2 separate regions of the Homo sapiens genome follow, and region 1 is linked to region 2. Evidence: read pairs that join two places in POLR2A ChIA-PET (ENCODE). Cell type or tissue: PC-9. All regions are shown on one strand. Links, peaks and the distances in the headings refer to the core of each region. The heading gives the core; the rest is flanking DNA. Region 1 has its middle 19 kb from the start of NCF2. Region 2 overlaps SMG7 (SMG7 nonsense mediated mRNA decay factor).

Region 1 (2,920 bases), core at 169-2,668, 55 kb after region 2:
GTCAGGAGTTCGAGACCAGCCTGGCCAACATGGTGAAACTCTGTCTCTACTAAAAATACAAAAATTAGCCAGGCTGGTGGTGGGCATCTGTAATCCCAGCTACTTGGGAGGCTGAGGCAGGAGAATTGCTTGAGCCTGGGAGGCAGAGGTTGCAGTGAGCTGAGATCAGGCCACTGCACTCCAGCCTGAGAAACAGAGTGAGACTCTTTCTCAAACAAACAAACAAAAAAAGAAAATACAGTAGTCCCCCCTTATCTGCAGTGGATGCATTCCAAGACCCCCAGTGGATCCCTGAAACCTCAGATAGTACCAAGCCCTATATACACTATGTTTTTTGCTGTATAGTAATGAGTAGGGAGCATATACAGTGTGGATACACTGGACAAAGGGATGATTCACATCCTAGGCAGGGTAGATCCTGATTGTATGAGATTTCATCATGTTACTCAGAATGATGTGCATTTAAAACTATGAATTACTAATTTCTGGAATTTTCCATGGAATATTTTGGGACTGCAGTTGACCAGGGGTAACTGAAACCTCAGGTAAAGGAAACATCAGAAAGTGAAAGCATGGATAAGGAGGGACTCCTATAAGCTCTATGTGGTATGGGCTGGATACCATTTCCAGAAGATGTCACTGCCTTGTGCTTAATTTCCTAGGACTTTGAACACATATATTCAAATGAATTCTGCCTTGTTCCAGAATTAAAGTGTTCCAGAAGATTGGCTGTTCTGATGTGCCACTTCAGTGAACCAAAAGGATGTCTGTTTCTTTTTTCTTTTTTCTTTGGCTATCTTTCAGCCCCTTGGCCTTCAGTAAGATTTTCTGTGCCTTTTATAATGTGTGAAACTAAAGCACCTGTCTAGACCTCAGATGGCTCTTTGGGGTCCAGTTTGCTGCATCTCAAGCCAGCATTTGATTGGTTGTCATTATCGCTGTTGCTTTAGAAGTTATTTCCCAAGCATTTAATCATTCAAGTTGAGGTTTCTGTACTTCTGCTGATTACTCCATGCTTCCGTCCACCCAGCACCCATTTGGGGAGGTAAAATCATAGACTCTTAGGTTCATTTGCTCTTCCTGAACTTGGAGGGAAAACACCTGTTACTTTTGGCCAATTGATCCCCCAATTCAGGTCTCAGAACTAAACCACCCACATCCAGGGTGAAAAAGAGGAGACTTTCTGCTTCTGGGGGAGGCCAAGGATAGGCTAGGGTGTGAGGAGGGCAGAGGAGAAAGGACCCAGGCACGGGTGGTGAGTCCAGGCTTGAGAATTCATAGTGTCTCTTTTGCATGAATCTTATTCATAGTCTCTCTTTTTGCATGCTCCATAGCAGGCCACCAGGCGGCACTTGTGAAATGATAAATGGAGCTCTCTCATCCTCATCCAGTTTCTGGGTGTCTCCTGAGTCACATTCAGAACAGGGAAGTAAAAAGGGCTGTGAAATGAGCCTTAGTGTCATGTGGTTCTTTTTCTCTAATTGGGTCTGGCAGGCCCGGGCACAGGGGCCTGGGAAACATATCTTTTTGGCAAGGGTAGAGGGGAAATCTAGTGCCCTCTATTTTCCCATTCGGTATCTAAGCTGACATTCCGGATGAAAATCTCCAGAGGGCTGGAGCTGAACCATAATTATCCTTTTTTTTTTCTTTTTAAAACTGTACCAGTTAGTATACATGTGATTTCTAGACTTAGAAAACATGTCTTCACGATAAGAGGGATGCAGAACAAAAGCAAAAAACATCCACTTCAGAAAATTGCACTTCTGTGGCAAATATGCATATTCCCACTAATACAAATACTAAAAACAAAAGTCTGTATTTTTTCCAAACTCTCTATTTTTAGTTCTGTTTCTTCTGGCAGAAAATATAATCTCATTCAGTTCCAGGCATTCTTAGGCACTTCACGTTTAAACCTACTCAAGTTTCCCTACTCTGAAATCCCCAAACTTTTCTCAGGGGTCTGTCATATCTCCCTTTGAAGCTAGCTATTTCTGGGAGAGGTGGGCTTCCAGCATCCCTCCTCTGGACTCCAGCATCCCTGTCCAGGGTATAACTTTTGTTTCTCCCCCAGCTGGTCTCTCTCCCTTCTTAATCTTCTGGGGGGTGGAGGGGAGGGCAGGAGCAGGGTGTGGCTGGAAGAGGAAAGGCTGGTGGAGAGTGGAGACTGGTCAGCAAACACTCTTCATCCTGTCTTTCACTGGGACTTGTGGACCATTGCCAACTATTTGTCATTTCTTTTCTCTGGCTCCACCGTGGCTATTCTGTAGGACAAATGGCAGCCTCTTGCTTCTCCACAGGAATGGGGGCAGGTGGAGGAAGTCACAAAATAAAAGGGAGGGTGGGTGGGGGACTCATCCATGAATACTTCACAGTATCACGTCGCAAATTTTGTTTGTGCTGAGATGCTCTCCTGTCTCCTGTTACTCCATCCCTGGAACTGTTCACTATCGACAATGAATGCACCATTGCTGAGCAAAGGGCTCAGGGCCAACACCAGGGGCTTCACTTGGGACAGGCTGGAGCTCAGGGCAGAAGTTCCACAGGTCTTTTGTTCTCTCAGCATCCTGAAGAGAGATGTGTTTGGGGTTGAGCCAGGCAGGATACACTGAGGTCCTTAGTCCAGCAACCTGTGCAAAACTGGCACTGCCTTTGTTGAACCTTGAGATGAGTGCAGCTTCCAGCCCCACCTCTTAATTGTAGCCTGGGGGACACCCTCAGCCAGAGGACCCAGCTTAGCTGTGCTCAAAGTCCCAACCCCCAGCAACTGTGGATAATAAATAAATACATGTTGTTTTAAGCCTCTAAGTTTGATGGTAATTTTTAATGTAGCAGTAGATAAGTGATAGAGTAGGAAAACTAAATTGACCTTCTAGTCATTCGAATGGGGCAGAAACATGTTGTTGGGGGCAATAACATGTAA
Region 2 (2,920 bases), core at 141-2,640:
TGAGATAACGCTCATTGCTCTTCAGAGAGAGTGGTTGGAGCCCCCCCCGCCCCGTATGCTTACATTATTGCTCTTTTAGTTTGACATGGTGTTTGGGTTTTGTTTTTTTGAAAGGTCTGAAAAGGTGAAGCCCCCTACCCAATGGCAATATGAAACCTTTTGTGCTTCTCTTCAGCCCCTTCCCTGTGTCCACCTTTCTCTCCTCTTCCCAAGCCTTTTTCCTACTACCTTTACCCAGTTTGTGTGTTTGAGCTCTGCATTCAGGCAGCTGCAACATTCCAGTGTTTGAACTGTCACTGATTCTTGCGCCCTAGACAAGCTAACCAGGTTTACCATCTCACTCCCAGTAATACCCAGCTCCTATCTAAAGCCCCATTCTGCATGAGAATTTGGTGTTTGGAATGTTTTCTGACTCTTGGGGCGGGATTCCTCGCCTTATCATCCTCACTGTGGAGTAATGAGGGGGAGGAGAATCTTTATCAGAAACTGGTTTTGTGTAGTAAACTTTCTTTTGTGGTTTTTTGTTTTGTTTTCTGGGTTTTGTTTTTTGTTTTTGTCTGTGCAAGACCTGCAGCTGCTGAAAATCAGCTTTGCCTTTAATTAAACCATGTTCTCTCCAACCAGATCTGTGTATCGATTCTTTCTTTTCTATCCTAAAAGATATAAAAGAAGTATTGAAGAAAATCCAACTTAAAAGGCAAGAATTTCAACTACTCACAGGTCATCCAGGGAAAGGCATAAATGGTCAGAACTTGAATATTTTTCAGGGTTAATTTTGCTTTTAGTAGCATTCCAAACCAATGAATTACGGAAATTATAATTAATTGTAATGGAAAGGCATGAGTAGTAAGAAATCGATTATCAAAATTCTTTTATTTAATAAAAGAATGCCTTATGTTAAGGAATTAAGAGCCCATCATTTTTATTTTTATTCCTATTGTAGCTGTTACTGAGGCAGTTCAGAGAGTTTATCCTTTTGGCCTGTAAAAATTCACTGAATCTGATTAGCAGCAACATTAATTAATTCTTCTTCTTAGCTTTGGGGTTTCTTTTCTTTGAGTTGTGTCCAAAGTTTCCAGTGATTGGTAGCTTGCTGGGTCTTCCAACTGTGTGCTGGAAGCCAGTGGTATAGCTAACCTTAATGCCTGTGTGCTCACCCTGACCGGCTATCCTTTCACCTGCATGTTGATTCAGTCTGCAGTTCACTTCCTTATTCTGCTTTTCACAGGCGCCTGCACACTTGAAAAATTGTTAGCAAAGCTCCACATACGCTACAACAAGAAGTGGGTAGGGAGAGGAACTAAGGCCAGGCCTTAAGGTCTAATAGTTTAGTTAGTTACAGAATCCTTCACCCAAGTTAATCCTGAAAAATTGGACAATTGGGTTAGCCAAATCCATAGCATTCTGTTATGTATATTAGTATAGCATAGTATATGCAGTCATTTACCATATAACAATGTTTTGGTCAACAATGGACTGCATATACAATGATGCTCCCATAAGATTATAATACATTTTTGCTGACCTTCTCTATGTTTGTTTACACTGATGATACTTACTTACCATTGTGGTATAGTTGCCTGCAGAATTCAACATAGTAACATGCTGTACAGGTTTGTAGCCTAGGAGTAGTAGGCTATACCTGGTAACCTAGCTGTGTAGTAGGCTATACCATCTAGTCTTGTGTAAGTGCACTCTAGATGAGTTTGCACAACACGTTTCTCAGATCATGTCTCCATTGTGAAGCAGTGCATAACTGTATTACGAAGTGTCAGCTAACAAGATACTACTTACGAACTAGCTTCATGAACACCGCTGCTTTTCATCACTTAAATGTTGGCGATTGATATATATTCAGTATTGAGTTCTTAACACATGTTCCTCTCTGAGAATGTACAAAGGTATGTAATTCTATTAATTCTCTGTGGAATTGAGTGTTGTAGTCCATGAGAACCTAACTCAGTCTAGGTTCTGTTTAAGCAACAAGACATAATGAAAAAAGAAAACAAACAAGTTTATTTGTATATGCCTTATGAGTAACCTATAAGGTTACTTCAAGCCTTAAGAGCCAATTACAGTAATGGTTCAGAAACAGGAATATTTGTACTTACTCCTTGGGCCTGGACTTGGGTGTCTTGTTTTTGTAAGATGCTAGGTTTTTTTTTATTGTGGTATGACACAGAAAAGTGCACCAAATGTACAGCTTGATGAATGTTTACAGTGTGAACACAGCTGGCTAGCTAGCACTCAGAGCAAGAAACAGGATCAGTACCTGGAAGACTCTCTCGTGCCCTTTCCAGACACTTCCATCCACTTTTCCTCTCCCCTAACTCCTCCATTCACCTGTCCCCATCTCCTCACCCACTGTGCCCCAGGAAATCATCCTGGGTACTCACATCATTGTCTAGTAGGTTAAATTTTAACAGGGAATAAATAGTTAACACTTCCAAACTGTAATGTCTCAGTACAGTATACAGCAGAAGGGTGCTAAATCTTACAAACAAGTAATAGGGCTTCATTTTCTTCAGCTTTGTAGTTTGTGAAACATCCTAGACTTCTCTCCGAGTGCTTTCCAAATCTGTAGTTGCGCAGTCTTCAACAAAAACTTTGGGGAAAATGCCCACCTTCCCTTTGCACTCCCCTTCCAGCCATTCTTCATTCACTGATAAAAGGAAAAGTACACATGGATTTCTAAAACCACTGTAGGAAGATTACCCTGTCTGGCTATTCCACACAGAATTTGTTATCTGTCACCCTTCCCCACCCCTAATTGTGATCAACAGGGAAAAGACAGTATTGCAAAGTGGTTTGAGAGTGAACACAGGGTTTAACCATCTTATTGATCTGTCTTAAACATGATAATGAGCAAAATGAAGAAGGATAAATTATGTTTTTCAAAAAGTTACCAGATAGAGAAGAA

What was found. Peaks named below come from ENCODE experiments on the same cell type or tissue, not always from the same donor. Only the 100,000 strongest peaks of a DNase experiment are listed, where the experiment ranks them.
Region 1: POLR2A ChIA-PET joins it to region 2 with 6 read pairs; 4 of 35 experiments call an interaction of 5 or more read pairs at or near these places.

The regions. Positions count from the first base shown.
Region 1 is chr1:183,608,084-183,611,003 of GRCh38, forward strand. No RefSeq gene overlaps it. Among named protein-coding and RNA genes, the nearest start is that of NCF2, 19 kb to the left of the region's middle. RefSeq lists an enhancer at 1,150-1,299. In PC-9, for the core only: no CTCF peak of the experiment used is centred there; DNase peaks (open chromatin) are centred at 438 and 1,388; H3K27ac peaks cover 2,362 bases.
Region 2 is chr1:183,553,569-183,556,488 of GRCh38, forward strand. SMG7 (SMG7 nonsense mediated mRNA decay factor) reads left to right here. Exons shown (of 23, transcript NM_001375584.1): 23 at 1-623. NCF2 (neutrophil cytosolic factor 2) reads right to left here. Exons shown (of 15, transcript NM_000433.4): 15 at 1,994-2,662. The coding sequence ends at 2,550. Among named protein-coding and RNA genes, the nearest start is that of NCF2, 35 kb to the right of the region's middle. In PC-9, for the core only: no CTCF peak of the experiment used is centred there; no DNase peak of the experiment used is centred there.